2 separate regions of the Homo sapiens genome follow, and region 2 is linked to region 1. A link is an interaction called in ENCODE POLR2A ChIA-PET data of the cell type or tissue named here. Cell type or tissue: PC-9. All regions are shown on one strand. Each heading gives the region's core, and the rest is flanking DNA. Links, peaks and the distances in the headings are about the cores only. Region 1 overlaps SLC12A8 (solute carrier family 12 member 8). Region 2 overlaps KALRN (kalirin RhoGEF kinase).

Region 1 (8,755 bases), core at 319-8,318:
AATCACTTGTAGTGATTCTCAGCTACTTAGGGGTGGGAGGTGGGTGACAGGAGGACTGCTTGATCCTGGGAGGTCAAGGCTACAGTGAGCTTTGGTCACGCCATGATACTCCAGCCTGAGTGACAGAGTGAGACCCTGTATCAAAAAAAAAATTGTGTGTGTGTGTGTGCGTGTGTGTGTGTGTGTGTATTCCTGATTATAGTGATGGTTTTATGGGTATATTCATATAGCAAAGCTTTTCAAGTTGTTACACTTTAAACATGTACATCTTATAGAATGTTAGTTATACCTCAATAAAGCTGTTAAAATGAAAAAGACAATAACTTTAATCATCTTTAATTGATTTTCCTCAATCCCACTTTTCCTTATAGCAATAGCCTTTCCCTCTCCTCTTCAAAGCCAAACAACATGGCTCCCCATGTCCATTCTTGTATCCCCTACTCAACTCTCCCAGTCTCTCCTTTGGGAATTGCAAGCCTGTCTCTGCAATGACATGGCTCTTTCACCAGTGACTTCCTTGTTACTAAATGCAGCGTGCATTTTTAGTCTCTCACTTTATTTAACTCTCAGCAACAACCCACTTCCCCTTGCATTTCTCTTGCCTTCCACGATGCAGGCTTCTCAGCTCCCTCCTACTCTCTGACTTGCCTTTATAGGTGCATCCCCTCCACCTGCCTGTCCAATGTTGGGGATCTTCAAGCTATTCCTAGGCCCTCACATCTCTTTCTCAACTATTTTCCTTGGAGTCTCATCCATGCTTATTGTTGAATAACCACCCTCAAAACTGGTGACTCCAAAATTTACACTTCCAGCCCAGACTTCTCTTCCAAGCTTCACATCATACATTCAGTTGTCCATGTGACATCTTCTCTTGGGTATCTTGGACCGAACAAGTTTGAACCAAACCCATCTCACCTACCCCTCAACTTGTCCTCCTCCTGTACTCCTGATGTCAGTAAATGGCACCTCCACCCAGCCAAATGCTTATGCCAGTGATCAGACCTCCCTCTTTCTTTCCAGTGCCCTCTAAGTCTTGTCAATTTTACCTCCTAAGAGTTGCTAGATTCTCTCTACTTCTCCTTATGTCTACCACCTGACCACTCTGGTCCCAGCTTCATCTATCACTTGTATCACTGTGTCAGCTTCCTGCCTGACTTTTCTTAAGGCTCGGCCATGGAAATGAGCCTGGAACTAGGGCTTGGAAGTGGCAGGTCGAATCCTGGTCTACAAATCCAGATTTGCCAGAAATAGTGCGTCGCTTTCATTTTTATAAAACAAAAAGAGTCAGTCTCCGACTCTAAGCCTTCATTCTGCCAGGATGGCTTAAAAGTAAGAGCAGTAATTCAGCATGCCTCCACCTGCTCCTGCCATGCTCTGCACCAGCTCCAGGGGCTTAGGGTTTTAAACAGTACCCAGACATGTTTGGGGGGCTCTGCAATTCCTTATCTGTAAACAGAACCAGGCCTTCCCATTGTCCTGTCCATAGGGCCTTTCAGGTTTGTGCTGCCTCTGAGCCACGTTCAAGGACTGGAAATCTGAGATTGGGAACCCTATGCTTAGGGTCTATGTACTCCCCAAACCTTTCCTTCTGGGGGTCTTACCGGCTCCCCACCAGTACTGCCAGGGAGTTGGCGGGGTGGGGGTTCCAGGTCCTCATTTCCCCAGAACCTGGGAACAGCCTCTCTCTCTCCCTGCCCCCGACTCCAGAACCAATCTTCTGTCAAATATGGGGACACTCCTGTCCAGGGCCAGCTTTCTGGGTGTGTGACCTATGCATTTACACTGTCCCCACCCTGAGAAGGGACTCATGCTTGTTTTAAGGCTTTGCTGTTACTAAAATTCTTGGGCCCGGCCTGGTGGCTCACGCCTGTAATCCCAGCACTTTGGGAGGATGACGTGGGCAGATCACTTGAGCCCGGGAGTTTGAGACCAGCCTGGCCAACATGGTGAAACCCCATCTCTACTAAAAATACAAAAATTAGCCAGGTGTGGTAGGGCATGCCTGTAATCCCAGCTACTCAGGGAGGCTGAGGCAGAAAAATCACTTGAACCTGGGAGGCAGAGATTGCAGTGCGCTGAAATCGTGCCACTGCACTCCAGCCTGGGTGACAGAGCAAGACTCTGTCTCAAAAAATAAAAAAAAAATCTTAATAATTTTTGATTCTGCATTTGTATTTTTATGTGGCCCCACAAACTGTGTGATAGTTTTTCTCCTTGTCGCCTCATGTTTTCCCCAGCGATTCTGCTGTTTCTTTTCTGTTTCCCTCCAAAATCTTCTAAGGACCTAGGCTTTTGAGAAACAGAAGCCAAAACAGTGCACAGGCAAATTCTGCTTCCTCTCTGCCTCTTGTCTCCCACAAGACAAGAGAATATAGGTCAGCTTCCTCCTGAATGGACAGAAAAGGAAAAGGGAAAAACAGAGGGAATTAAACAAAGTTAACATCTGATGATGTTTCCCAGCCTCTCTTCCTCTTTCCTTCCACACACAAATTGAAAACCATCTGAGTGTTCTCTGGAGCCTGGCAGTGTCCCCACTGAGTGAAGACCCCTGGGCCAAGATACCAGGTTAGCATTTACCCTAGAGGCAGGGCAGAAGGCCTCTTTGCCTGGTCACACTGTGCAGGGAATGTCTCGGGCGTCCTCAGGTGCACCAGGGGTTTGTCTTGGCAATGTGGCCCTGATGTGCCCCTCCACTCTGCTCCCACGGCTGGCTTTCCTAAGAGAGAGGATGCCTGGTGTGAGTGGGGGAAGGGGGCGGTGAGCCTCCCCTCCAGCTTCTCCCTCCAGGCAGGAGTTAGCAGCAGCCTGAGGCTTGAAGGTGCCACCCAGTAGCCCAGAGTATGAGCTGGACTCACATGTGAGATCAGCTAGTCCAACTCCCAAGCTTTTGTCTTTTTAATCCGTATTTCTTTTTCTTTTTCTTTTTCTTTTTCTTTTTTTTAAGACAGGGTCTCGCTCTGTCACCCAGGCTGGAGTGCAGTGGTGTGATCTCAGCTCACTACAACCTCTGCCTCTCTGGTTGAAGAGATTCTCGTGCTTCAGCTTCCTGAGTAGCTGGGATTACAACAGCATGCCACTATGCCTGGCTAATTTTTGTATTTTTAGTAGAGATGGAGTTTTGCCATGTTGTCCAGGGTGGTCTCGAACTCTTGACCTCAAGTGATCCACCCGCCTCGACCTCCCACCTCCAAAAGTGCTGGGATTAGAGGCATGAGCCACCATGCCTGGCCTATATTCACTTTTGATAATGATACTAAAAGCCTCACAGACACTGGACATTCTGGCTCAGAGATGGAGTGTCGTTGTCCTTCCGCTGAAAAAGCTATAGCTACCTAAGACGATGAGTCAAGATTTATTTTCTGTGATTTAAATTATGAGTATTATTTTGAAAGCTTTCAAATGTAAAATGATAATAGCGCATAGATTGTAACTACACAGGCCTCTCTGCCCCACCCCTCTTAGGGGACCTGCTTTCCTGTCCCTCTCACTCTCATTGGCCCAACTGAGGTGAAGAATCATTGATCTGATCCTTTATTTTACCAGCTGGGGAGGAGGGGTGCAGAGGAGCTTATGAAGGACCCGACAGAGGTCACGAAGCTGATTAGTGGCCAGAGTTGGGCCGTCACCCTGCTGTGGAGAGCTGCCCTCCGTGTCTCTGTCTCTGTTTTTCAGGGCCCCAATTGTAAACACAATAGGCAGGACGAATGGTTTGTATGACTTGCTGTCTCCTGGCAGATGTTCGGTTAAGCTATGAAAAGCATGGATGATTGGCAGTTTCCATGGTGATAGATTTGCTAAGGATTAGCTCCGAGTGAGTCATGGCTGGGGTTCCCTCCAACACCATCCTCTTCTGGAACAAGAGAACCTCCAGACTGTGGCGAGGAGAGAGTTTTGATGAACAAACCCTTCTGTCCCCAGCCCCCCATCCTCCTGACAGAGATATGATGGTTAAGTTACTTCAGATATTTTATCCCAAGGGCAGGCAGCTTCCTGGGAAGAGCGGCTGGAGATTCGGTCTGGTGCTCCTCTGGATTTAGGAAGCTGTCCCCCTGCCCCCTCACTGCACTCTTCTCCATTACACCCTGTGCTGGTGGCTGCAGGGGTGGAGTGGGGGGAGCTTGGAGTGGATGCTGTACTTGCTTTGCTTCTTAAAGTGCATTCCTTCTCAAAGTGCATTCCTTCTCCAAGCTCCACTACCAAACTTTCCCTGAGAAGCAGACATCTCCTCTCCAGGGTTTCACACATACCATGTGGATGCAGCCACTCCAGGGATCCAGGAACACGATTCACAGAGGAACTAGGAAATGGAAATTCACTGAAAAGAATATCAGTCATGTGAAGTCCTGTAACCCTTGTTCCCAGATTCTAAACTCTTACTGGAAGGGATAAGGGCCTCTTTGGCCACAGCCAACACATGGGCCTGTGGTTGACCACACCCAGCACGAAAAAATGTGGTAGGAAACCTACAGCCTTTACTGAAATGTCCACAGTCACCTTCCTTTTCAAGAACCCAGCTATTTCTGTGATGCCCTTTGACCTCCCTGGGCCTGACTCCTCTCTCCTGCTCATGTACACACCCTGGGAAGCTCTGGGAATTTGCTGGGCCCTCCAATTGGCTGGCTGTCTCCAGGCCCCTCAGCCCGGCTGTTAGTGCTCACCCCTCCTCTGGCCTACTTCCCCCATTCCCCCCTCCTAGGCGTCCCCTGGGTCTCCTCACAAGTTATGTGTCTTGTGAGTGAGAGGACAAGAACCTGCTGGATCAGAATGGGGTTCCCATGTTTAAGGACTAGAGAGCCCCAAGTAGGGACAGTCTGAAGATGGGGGCTCACTCCACTCCCTTCATTCTGATGGACTTATGGGCAGAAACAGGAGACAAGAAGGAAGCTTTGGCTGGGTGCAGTGGCTCAAGCCTGTAGTCCCAGCTACTCGGGAGGCTGAGGCAGGAAAATTGCTTGAACCTGGGAGGCAGAGGTTGCGGTGAGCCAAGATTGCATCACTGCACTCCAGCCTGGGTGTCAGAGTGAGACCCTGTCTTAAAAAAAAAAAAAAAAAAGGCCGGGCGCGGTGGCTCACGCCTGTAATCCCAGCACTTTGGGAGGCCGAGGCGGGCGGATCACGAGGTCAGGAGATCGAGACCATCCCGGCTAAAACGGTGAAACCCCGTCTCTACTAAAAATACAAAAAATTAGCCGGGCGTAGTGGCGGGCGCCTGTAGTCCCAGCTACTTGGGAGGCTGAGGCAGGAGAATGGCGTGAACCCGGGAGGCGGAGCTTGCAGTGAGCCGAGATCCCGCCACTGCACTCCAGCCTGGGCGACAGAGCGAGACTCCGTCTCAAAAAAAAAAAAAAATAAAAATAAGCTTAGGCCGGGCACGGTGGCTCATGCCTGTAATCCCAGCACTTTGGGAGGTTGGCGGGCAGATCACGAGGTCAAGAGATCAAGACCATCCTGGCCAACATGGTGAAACCCTGTCTCTACTAAAAATACAAAAATTAGCCAAGCATGGTACATGCCTGTAGTCCCAGCTACTCTGGAGGCTGAGGCAGGAGAATCACTTGAGCCCGGGAGGTGGAGGTTGCAGTGAGCCAAGATCACACCACTGCACTCCAATCTGGCGACAAAGTGATATTCCGTCTCAAAAAAAAAAGTTTTATAATTATTATACATGTCTATTTTTTGTAATTTTATTTATGGAATTAATTTATAATTGTTTTATCAAAATAATTATACATATCAACAGTTTTTATCAAAACAATTATAAATATCGACAATACTTATTATCATTACAATAACCTATTATGTCAGCCACTAAGCACTTTATGTATAGTTTTCTGTTTAAACTTCTCCACAGCCTGACTGGTTCCATCAGACACAGGGCTGCCATGAAGTGGTTGAAGCCTGGGCTTCAAGGTCCCTCACTTGCGTGAGCTCCTTCCAAAGCCTTGTTCCTAATTTTATATTCATAATTTTGTACTTTCAAAAAAATTTCAGGCCGCATGGAACCTAGATCCTCCCACAGGTTCTATTATTTACCCATTTTACAGATGAGGAAACAAAGATTTAGAGAGGTTATTTCCCCAACATCTCCCAGCCAGTAAGCGGTAAACCCCGTTGCTTCCCATAAAGAGAGAACACATAATGTTGGTGCCGCCCCTCATCCAGAAGCCAATAAATCTTGCCTGGGTCCTGGAGTTGGAAAGTTGCATTATTTGACACTGTCTGTCCCAGCAGCATCTCTAAAACATTGAGAGGGAGGGAAACTCACAAGTTTTGCTCCAAGAACAGAGCAAGACAGGTTTAGAGATTTCTGCAGGAACAGCTGAACAAACCAACCAACAAGCCAGGTATGGGAAAGGAATGGGGTTTGGAAATCAGAAGGAAGGTAAAGAGAGGCAGACCAGTCTTTAGGAATCTGAGGGATTTCTGAGTAAGGAGCAGAGCCCATCTCTCCTGGGTGAGCATTTATTTAGCACCTACAAGGTGCCAGCCACTGTGCTAGGTGCTTATGAATATCTGTTCCAACTTCACCACAGTCCTGCAAAGCAAACAGTATAATCCCCATTTACAGGTGAGGAAAGCAGGGCTCAGAGCCACATTGCCACCAAACAGTAATAGATCCCTTTTTTCAGTTAAAAAAAAAAAGGCAGCAGATGAGACTTGGGCACGTTAGTGCATGTGTAGTCTACCTTCATAAGAAAGAAAAATAAAGTTATGAACTTAGAAAACAGGCAGCAGAGAAACGATTAAGCTATAAATGGAAAGAAAAAGTTGAAGAGTTTCTGAGGACACAGATTTGGATTGAAAAGTCCCCAGGAGGAATCTTGGAAGTTCCTTGAGAAAGAGTAAGTAGTCCTTTATGAACTAACAGGAACCTGAAAAGCCTAGAAAAACTGTTGGGATTTTCTTTTCCTACTAATCTTCATTTTCAGGAACAGAAAAGGGAATTGGGGTGGGAAACGGGCTTGTGGTAATTGGTGATAAGTAAGGACTTTGATCAATGTGTGCCACTGGGTGATTCAGGGGGCAGGGAAGAAAAGAGATGACCTACCCACTTGCAAATGTTGGTAAGTGGTCATTGACATTTACACTGGTTATTTTACCCAAGGATATATTTTTGAGAGCTATAAGGGGTTGATTCATTTTCTGGCCCTCTATGTCTTCTGTGAGACCAGACACTGGAAGTAGGCGCTGACCCCAAGTCCCCTGTTCACCTGGTGCCATCCATCGAAACTGTAGGTGTGATGTCAATGTCTAGGTGGCTACGGATGCCACTCGAGGTGTAGCCTCATAAACCTAAGCTGGTCAAGTGATGGCTGACACCTTCAGACTTGCATATCAAAACTGAGACCATAAATATGTGCCTGAAGGCCCCAGGACTGGGGTGGAAGACCAAGCCAGAAGGCTTTCCCCATATTAAGGAAGCTGTTTACCTAAGTCACATGGTAACAGTGTGCAGACCAGACAGATCATCGTTGTGATGCAGGGAGAAAAAATGTTTTTGGGTAAAGCAATTAACTGCTTCCTGGAATTGGCGTTTAAAACCCAGAAATGCCATCAATCCAGCACTGTCTAGAGATTAGGAGCTGGTGATGCAAGTGCCTGTGGCGAAACCAATGCATCGCGCCGATTATAACTGATAAGCTCAGCCTTCTTGTGGGTATGTAACCCCACATTAATCATGCAATTACTATTTCAGAAGGGGAAATCTACAAAGAGCAGGGGTGTTAGGAAGAAATGGAGAGGCTATGTGATGTAGTGGAAACAACACTGACTTGGAATCAGGAAACTTGAGGGTTAGTGCTGGTTCTGTTAGCAATTAGCTTGGAACACTTGAATCAAATGGCTTCCCTTCTTTGGGCCTCCGTTGCCTCATCTGTGAAATAAAAGGTTGGAGTAGATGATCGCTAGGGTATCACCTAGATTTAAGAATCATGATTCTAAATAACTGTTTTATTTTTTATTTTTATTGTTTTTGAGACGGAGTCTTGCTCTGTCACCCAGGCTGAAGTGCAGTGGCGTGATCTTGGCTCATTGCAACCTACGCCTCCCAGATTCAAGCGATTTTCCTGCCTCAGCCTCCCAAGTAGCTGGGACTACAGGTGCGTGCCACCATGCCTGGCTAATTTTTTGTATTTTTAGTAGACGCGGGGTTTCACAATGTTGGTCAGGCTGGTCTCCAACTCCTGACCTCAGGTGATCCACCCACCTTAGCCTCCCAAAGTGCTGGGATTACAGGCATGAGCCACTCCATCCAGTCCTAAATAGCCAAATTTAAACAATTTTTGGAAGCCCGCCAAGAAAAGTGTCGAGACCAAATAGTAATTATAAAATGGGCACTGAGTGTTTCCCAAACTGTGCTCTGTGGAACTTTAATAATGAAGAAAGTTTTCATTTCTTTAAAAAAAAAAAAAAGGGTTCAATGCCAAATAAGTTTTGCGAAACTGTGTGCTGTATTTCTCTTCTTAGAGATGGACAATGAATATTAGCATATTATAGGCACTACAATAGCCCAGCACCGAAAACCTCTCTAATTAAGGTTTTCCCAACCTTATTTTCAATTGTGGAACTTTTTAAAAAATGTAATATTTGTAAAACACCTGGGCACTAATGCTCTGGGAAATAGTATTTGTTCTATTACGCCAACCCTAAATGTAACTCTAACCTTAATGATAGTGTTTTAAAATTGCACTGGATGCAAAAAGAAAGCAAACTAGAGAATTTCTGTGACACTTAACACAGACAGGAAAAAAATACT
Region 2 (8,755 bases), core at 557-8,556, 500 kb after region 1:
AAGGCAAACGCTCACTCAATTTTTAAAGTATGAAGCACCATTCCCGGTACTATGGATACAGGAGTGGGCAGAAGACAGAAACTCCTGCCTTCGCGGAGTTTACATTCTGGTGGGAAACACATATAATAGACTATAAAAATAAAATAAGCAAAATGAAAAGTATGACAGGTGGTGAGAAGTGCTACATCAAAACACAAAGTACGGGAAGGGATTAGGGAGTGCTGGGGTTGGAAAAGGGGGTGCAGATTGAAGAGGTGATCAGGGCCAGTCTCATGACATGACATGTGAGCCAAGGCCTAGTGGTGGTGACGCCATCTGGCGAAGGGCCTTCTGGGCGGAAGAGCAAACACAAAGGTCCCAAGGCAAGGCCTGGGGTGGCCTTGGTGGAGTAAGCCGGGGGGATCAGTAAGAAAGGAAGTCAGAAAAGCTACTGGGAGCTGGGTCAACAAGCATGTGGTAAGCCAGTGCTATGCCTCTGGCTTTTACCTGGAGTGAAAACCCACTGGAAGATTCTGAGCCAGAGTGATTCAATCTGGCTTATATTTTTAAAGGTCATTCTGGTTTCTATATTGAGGGCAAGTGGAAATAGGGAAACTGGTTGGGAGGCCACTGCACTATTCCAGGTGAGGGATGTTGGTGGTTTAGAAGTAGGGTGGTCCTAGTGGTTGTTAGAAGTGATCAGATTCTGGAGATGTTTTGCTGGAAGGGCCAATATGAATTGCTGACAGACTATGTGTGTATGGGATATGAAAAAAGAGTCAAGGGTATCTCAGGTTTTGGGTCTGAGGTTAGGATGGGGTTCCTGAGATGTGGAAGAATATAGGAGGAACAGGACTCAGGGAGGAAATATAGGAGTTTAGGTTTAGACATCTTTGAGATGCCCATTAGATACCTGAGTGGAGAAATTGAATAGCAGCTTGCCTTCAAGTCTGGAGCTCAGGGGAGAAAGTGCTGGTGAGCTGGAGATAATTGCAGAGTTGTCAGAGGAGAGATGGGGTTGGAAGCCATGAAGCTGGGTGAGATCAGCGAGAGGCATGGGTATGGATAAAGACAAAGTCCAAAGACTAAGCCAGAAGCAGGAAGACGAGAGGACAAGAAAGTAGCCAGTGAGGTAGGAGTAAAACCAGGAGGGTGGGGTGTTCTGGAGGCTGCACGTGGAAAATGTCTTACAAAGGGAGAAATCGGCGTGTCAAATGCTGCCTGATAGGTCAGGAGAGTTGACCTAAGAATTAAGTCTTAAAACTGAGCAACATGGAGATCATTGGTGACTTTGAAAAAAGCAGCTGTAGTGGAATGGAGGGGGCCATGGCCTAATTAGAGAGGATGCAAGAGCATGGGTGTGAGAAACAAGACAGAGTATAGAGAATTCTTGTACTGTTTTAAAGGCACAGTGATTGGAGAACAAGAGTTTGTTTTGTTTTGTTTTGTTTTTTAAATCTCAGCATATTGTTTGTAAGCTGTATGCCATATATTGACTATTTTCAATCGTATATGCTTGCAATAGCCTAAACATTTTATGTGGACTATCATTTCATTCTCCGTATAACTCTATGAGGTAGGTTCTGTCATTATCCTCATTTTACAGAAGAAGAAACTGCAGACTTAAAGAGTTAACTTGCTTAAGGACATACAGCTCATAGGGGCAAGGTGAAATCTGAACTGCAGACAGCCAGACTTGAGCACTAAACTACACTACTGGAGCCGGGTGTGGTGCCTCATGCCTGCAATCCCAGCTACCCAGGAGGCTGAGGCAGGAGAATCACTTGAACCCAGGAGGCGGAGGTTGCAGTGAGCCAAGATCGCACCACTGCACTCCAGCCTGGGTGACAGAGGGAGACTCCATCTCAAAACAAACAAACAAACAAACAAACAAACAAACACTACTGGGCCTTTCATGTCTACACCCGCCCAGTTCTCTAGGCTCCCTCTGAATATGGGGTTAGGGATGAGGTTTGAGGAAGAGCAAGTCCAGGGAAAGCCACGCTGCCATGGAAGAATAGAGAGGCTAGAACAGGCATGTGGCAGATGTGGGCATGCAGGAAAACCACATTGAGCAAACTTTATTTAATTTTCCCTAAATCCTTGATTTCTGAATACTCATTAAACTCGGAGGAGATCAGCATTAGCATCTACCTACCTTGGCTTTAGAGAATAGTTTTGAGTTATTCAAAAGAAAGCCCTTTAAGTCCACTTCAGATGTCTTCCTAGTTCTCAGTGCTTGTTTCTACCAGTATTGAGAAAGCTGGGCATTCGAAAGTTGCACAGGAGCATCAGCATGCAAATCAAGATCCTCAGTGAAAATTCCTAAGTAATAATTATGTCATGGAGCACTGATTAGGTCATGTATTATAAAGATATATAAGACAGATTTTTATTTTCGCAGACCTCTTACCTAGCTATACATAGATATCCATACACAATAGAGAGAAGCAGAGAGAGAGAGAGACAGAGAGAGAGAGAGAAAAAATGAAAAAGCAAGATTAAGCATGCAAAATAAAGATAAATTCACAAGGCTGTATGTGATTAATTGCCAGAGGGCTGGTATGGACTTTAGCTGACAAGTAAGCAGAGTTCAGAGGAGGGTGAGATCAGTGTAGGCGGGATTGATCTGAAAAGATTTAATGGAAGAGCTGTATCTGAATAGAAGGGTGAAGGAATTCCAAAAGGGAGAAACAGCAGGAACAAAAGCACAGAGGCAGGAAAAATGAAAAATAAGTTAACAGCCAGTAATAGATCCTTTGGATGAAATAAAGATTAGTGGAGAAAGAGAACCTGGATAGAAAAATTTGTGAGGACATTCAATAATAAACCAGAGGAGTATAAACTTTATTATGAGACTACTGGGAAATGACATGATAAAAAGAGTTTTTTTTGTTGTTGTTGTTACTGCTTTGTTTTTAACGAATCTTGGCAACTATATACAGCACAGCCCTGCGAAGGAGGAATTAGAGCCCAGAAAACCACACTAGGGCTGTGCACAGGGAATATAAAGAAATGAACGTGAGACACTTCAAAGCAAGAAGTGATACCATTAGCATCTGAACAAATCAAAGGTGAGTTGTCTCTGTGTATGCTGATGCTTCTCATCATCACCATGATCTTGGGAGAATACCTGACCAGCTCTACCTCACCCGCACATAGGCCCCCTGACAGTGCCGGTTTGCATACTGATATTTAAATCAAACACAGGACTAGGTATTTAAACAAATTATTACAGTGGCTTTTCATACCTACTCGAAGACTGAGTCACCTTTTCCTATAATGACTTTGCCCTAGACCTAGACTAGAGGTCTAATCTACCTGGGAGGCCCTCTGGCCTACATGCAGCCAATAGAGAAGAAATAAAATCCTGAAATAGGGTGAAAGGATATGGCTGGGCATGGTGGCTCATGCATGTAATCCCAGCATTTTGGGAGGCAGAAGTGGCCAGATCACTTGAGGCCAGGAGTTTAGGACCAGCCTGGCCATCATGGCAAGACTCCGTCTCTACAAAAAAAAAAAAAAAAAAAAAAAAAAAATTAGCCAGGTGTGGTGGCACATGACTAAAATCCTAGCTACTTGGGAGGCTGAGGCATGAGAACAGTTTGAGCCTAGGAGGCAGAGGTTGCAGTAAGCTGAGATCACACCACTGCACTTTAGCCTGGTCAACAGAGCAAGAGAAAGAAGAAAAGAAATGAGAAGAAAAGAAATGAAAAGAAAAGAAAAGAAAGAAAAGGAAAGAAAGGAAGGAAGGAAGGAAAGGAAGGGAAGGAAGGGAAGGAAGGGAAGGGAGGGAAGGGAAGGAAGGGAAGGAAGGGAAGGAGGGGAAAGGAGGAGGAAGGGAGGGAGGGAAGGAAGGAGGGAGTGAAGGAGGGAGGGAGGGAAGGAAGGAAGGAAGGAGGGAAGGAGGGAAGGAAAGAAGAAGGGAGGGAGGGAAGGAAGGAGGGAGGGAGGGAAGGAAGGAGGGGGGAGGGAGGGAATGAAGGAGGGAGGGAGGGAAGGAAGGAAGGAGGGAAGGAGGGAAGGAAAGAAGAAGGGAGGGAGGGAAGGAAGGAGGGAGGGAGGGAAGGAAGGAGGGGGGGAGGGAGGGAATGAAGGAGGGAGGGAGGGAAGGAAGGAAGGGAGGGAGGGAGGGAGGGAGGATGGAAGGAAAGGTGAATGGATGCTTTTGCCAATAGACAGCTGTCTCCGGTGGCTACAACTGGCTGGTCTCATGGGCACAAATCTCAGGCTTTCTGAGCCTTGACCCTGCTGGAACTTTCTTGGATATTGCTTGAGTTTTGTGCATAACTTGGAAAACAGCAGCAGAATATTTGTATTTGGAAGCATAAAAATTGAGCTTCTAAAATTCTCTGGTATGAAGGATAACTCACAGCGTTGCTATACTCAGGGAATATTAGGAGCTCGACTAACTTGGTTGGCATCTCTTTAAGGAAAAAGCTGTAATCTTATCTCAGAAAATTCCTTGCTGGCTGTGGTCTTGGGTGTGTTGACATTGTTTCTGAAGTGTTTGGTATGGGTCAAACTACTGTTCTCAGAAGGCTGGGTGATAAACATCTTCAGAACACTGGTAATAGAAGCAGGGCCTCTCTGCTATCTTTCTGCTGATAAGTTTGCAGAAGCTTTTCATTCACTAGACCCCTGTGATGCCATGTGGCTCTACTGAATCCAAGCCTTCAAGACTTATTATCAGCACATGTCGTGTCAGCAGAACTAGAAGTCCGGCCACATTAACTGTGCCTTGCGTTACCAGGCGAGACAGATGACTGCCTAAGATTTCTGTTCCATGGTACATCATGGCCTGGTTTTGAGATTCACAAATGCACATTTTGAATGACCATTCCTCTTCCCCTGTTGTCATTTACTTCTGCTTCTTTGCTTTCTGTGAAAATTAATGGCAAGAGTATAAAGTACAAATTAAAAACCAAAAGTAATCTCTATTTTGTTGTTTCAAGTTTGTTCCATGCAAGCAACTGGAGCCATGCAACCATGGCCCAAGTTATGGGAATCTCAGAGCTGGAAGCAATGTAATTCATCACCTAGTGGGTGTCCTGACTTGGGATAAGACCATTTCCAAGACACTTTAAATGTCTGGTTATAAAGGAATGTGGCATCATTTAGATTAGAAACATCTACTTAGTTAATCGCTTCTTCAGAGGGATTGGCATGTTATGCTCATCCCATCTTTTTTGGAAAATGGCTGCCATTAGCTGCTAGAGAACTTATTTTACTATCTTTCTAGATAAAACAGCTAAGTGACAGATTTGGAATAACTACAACAATAATATCGTTCTCTCGTCAAATCATCCCAAGTCCAGGCAGGTGTTATTTATTAGGATTCCCACCTTAGGAAACAGAAAATGAGACTGTTTTAGGAAACTGAGGCTCATAGTGACTGGCAAAGGCAAGACTTAAACCCAGATCTGACTCCACCACACATGTATTTAATCTTATCTCTACATCCAAGTTCATTCCATGTGTTCCTTTCATCTTTACCATTATTATAGAAGGGAGCATCAAGTTGCTTAAAGGTTTATATGTGGAAAACCACTTGTCACAAATCAGTAACAAAACTAGTACCAGCATCTAGGCATCCCTAGGCCTATTCTAGGGCTCTGAACCAATGCTTCCTCTTTAGCAAAGAAGCTTTAGAAACTGCCCAAAGACCAATGACTGGCATTAAGTAAATGGGAAGACAAATGGATCCCTGGACACTGCAAATAATAAAGAGCCCCTAATGTTCTGGTATGTACAGTTGGCTTTCTATAATTAAAAAAAATTTTCTGAAGCGAATTTTATCATGAAATAGTTTTAAAATACAGAAAAATATAGAAAAAAATTGACATCTATGTACTCATCACCTAGATATAGTGTAAACATTTTTCCATATTTACTCCAAGTTTTTTAAAAATAAAAGATTACAGATATAGTTGAAGCCTTTTATGTTGCCCAGTTGCAATCCTACTCTCTAATTGCCCTCATCAAAGTTAAATTCTCTTCTGAAGCTAGTGTGCATCTTTCTTATCCATGTTGTTAAACATTTACTTTTATGTGAATATAGTATTATTTTGTGTTTTATAGTTTATATAATTATCATAATGTAGGTATTACTTTGCAACTTCATTTATTCAAAATTATTTGAGATTTATTCATGTTCATACATGTAGATCTAGTTCATTCATGTTAATTTTTTTTTTCTTTGAGACAGAGTCTTACTCTGTTGCCTAAGCTGGTGTGCAATGGCGCGATCTCAGCTCACTGCAACCTCTGCCTCCCAAGTTCAAATGATTCTCCTGCCTCAACCTCTGGTGTAGCTGGGATTACAGGCATGCACCACCACACCCTGCTAATTTTTGTATTTTTAGTAGAGATGGTGTTTCACCACATTGGCCAGGCTGGTCTCAAACTCCTGACCTCAGGTGATCTGGCCACCTCAGCCTCCCAAAGTGCTGGGATTATAGGTGTGAGCCACCGTGCCCAGCCTCATGTTAATTGTTGAATAATATTCTTTCATAGGCTACATCATAATTTTGTAATATATTTTCCTAATGAACATTTGGGCATATGGGGATATAGAGATAAATAGATATATAATTGTACAAATCCATTTGCATGAGTGTGAGAATTCTTCTAGGCAGTGCTTCCCAAACTGTCTGTGGTAAAGAATCAGTTTTACTTGTTTCCAATCTATTTTGGACCAGTACTTTTTTTTTTTTGGAAGAAGATAGAGATGGGGTCTCATGATGTTGTCCGGGCTGGTTTCGAACTCCTGAGCTCAAGGGATCCTCCTGCCTCAGCCTTCAAAGCGCTAGGATTACAGGCATGAGCCATCATACCTGGCCAGACCAATACTTTTATGAAATACATCACACTCTTGGATGTTGTGGAACTGTCAAAACACTCATTTTCTGGGCTCATCTCACTGTGGATTGGACTTAGTTCAAAGACCTTGGCTGTCTGTGGTCACACACTGAACAGCACTGCTTTTACTCTAAAGCATAAATCTCCAGGTGGAACTGTCTGGCTCCACCACTGGGCACTGTTATGACTCTGGGCAGGTTACCTTGGTTTCTGTATCTCTGTATCTTGGTTTCCTCATCAGTAGGGAATATTAGAACCTATCTCATAAGGTTGCTCCTAGGATTAAGAAGTTAATATTTGAAAAGTGTTTAGAACAATGTCTAGACCCAGAGAAGCATTTGTTAAATAAAAATTAATAAAACCATAAAAACCTCCCCTAATTCCATGACTGACTTTTTTCTGTGTATTCATTCATTCTATCTGTGTGTTCTTCTACAGGCTAGTCTCGATATGTTAAGCGTCAAAAGTTTTAGCTTCAAAGTTCTGTGTCTCATGAAAGCAAAAGAAAAACCTAATACTACCAGTTGCCACCTGGTAATAGATTCTCCCTATCTCCAGTAAGTAATGATAGCTCTTTAACCACTCCTAAGACCAATGCCTGCAATCTCTTCCTAGAATAAGGTAGCCTCATCCTTTGGCTATCAGGCAATTTTCCCCCTCCCTCACCATTTGGAAGTTTAAGCAGCACAGGTTATTCCCTGAAGATGACACCTGCCTCCTTCTATCTATCTACAGGGGTATCCCTCAGAATGGGAGCCTCTGAAGGACTCTATGAGGAGGTAATTGAACAACTGTTGAGATTATGGTCTCAGATACCATCTTGGGGGTTAGAATAAGCACGTTGATGTTATTAGCCTAAGCCTTGGGGCAACAACTCCATGATTTCAGGTATTTTAATCACAGTACAGTAATCTCCCCCTTATCCATGAGGGAAGGGATGCAGTCCAAGATCCCCAGTGGATGCCTGAAACTACAGATGGTATCAAACCCTATATATGTTTTTTTCTATACATGTGTACCTATGATAAAGTTTAATTTATAAATTAGGCCTTAAGAGATTAACAACAACAACTAATAATGAAATTGGACAACAATAACAATATGCCAGCATCACTACTCTTGCGCTTTGGGAGCCATCATTTAGTAAAATACGGGTAACTTGAACGCAAGCACTGCAATGCCAGGACAATTGATCCGATAACTGAGGCAGCTACTAAGTGACTAATGGGCAGGTAGCATATACAGCATGGAGATGCTGGACAAAGGAATGATTCAGATTCACATCCTGGGCAGGACGGAGTAGGATGGTGTGACATTTCATCACACTACTCAGAACAGTGTGCAATTTATAACTTATGAACTGTTTATTTCTGAAATTTTTCATTTAATATTTTCAGACCTCAGTTGACTGTGGGTAACTGAAACTGTGGAAAGTGAAACCTCAGATAGACGGCGACTGTTTTAGCATGTTTCCATGCAACACACATAAGTGCTACCTGCTTCAACTGAAGACAAAAATCAGAATAAAGCCTAGGAGAGCTTGTGCACTGAACATATCCTAACCAGTCCATTGTCTGTGTCAAACATTGTCCTTCTTCTACTTAGGTAGCCTTTCATTAGTGTGATGGTTAATATTGAGTATCAACCTGATTGGATTGAAGGATGCAAAGTATTGATCCTGGGTGTGTCTGTGAGGGTGTTAACATTTGAGTCAGTGGGCTGGGGAAGGCAGACCCACCCTTACTCTGGGTGGGCACCATCTAATCAGCTGCCAGCGCAGTTAGAATATAAAGCAGGCAGATAAAACGTGAAAAGACTAGACAGGCCTAGCCTCCCAGCTTACATCTTTCTCCAGTGCTGGATGCTTCCTATCCTCAAATATTGGACTCCACGTTCTTCAGTTTTGGGACTTGGA

What was found. ChIA-PET counts read pairs that join two places held together with the same protein. Peaks named below come from ENCODE experiments on the same cell type or tissue, not always from the same donor. Only the 100,000 strongest peaks of a DNase experiment are listed, where the experiment ranks them.
Region 2: POLR2A ChIA-PET joins it to region 1 with 6 read pairs; 1 of 35 experiments calls an interaction of 5 or more read pairs at or near these places.

The regions. Positions count from the first base shown.
Region 1 is chr3:125,124,778-125,133,532 of GRCh38, reverse strand. All of the region lies in intron 6 of SLC12A8 (solute carrier family 12 member 8), which reads left to right. Among named protein-coding and RNA genes, the nearest start is that of MIR5092, 22 kb to the left of the region's middle. In PC-9, for the core only: no CTCF peak of the experiment used is centred there; DNase peaks (open chromatin) are centred at 3,802, 4,372 and 7,542; H3K27ac peaks cover 4,120 bases.
Region 2 is chr3:124,623,506-124,632,260 of GRCh38, reverse strand. The region is part of intron 34 of KALRN (kalirin RhoGEF kinase); the gene reads right to left. Among named protein-coding and RNA genes, the nearest start is that of UMPS, 100 kb to the left of the region's middle. In PC-9, for the core only: no CTCF peak of the experiment used is centred there; a DNase peak (open chromatin) is centred at 4,460.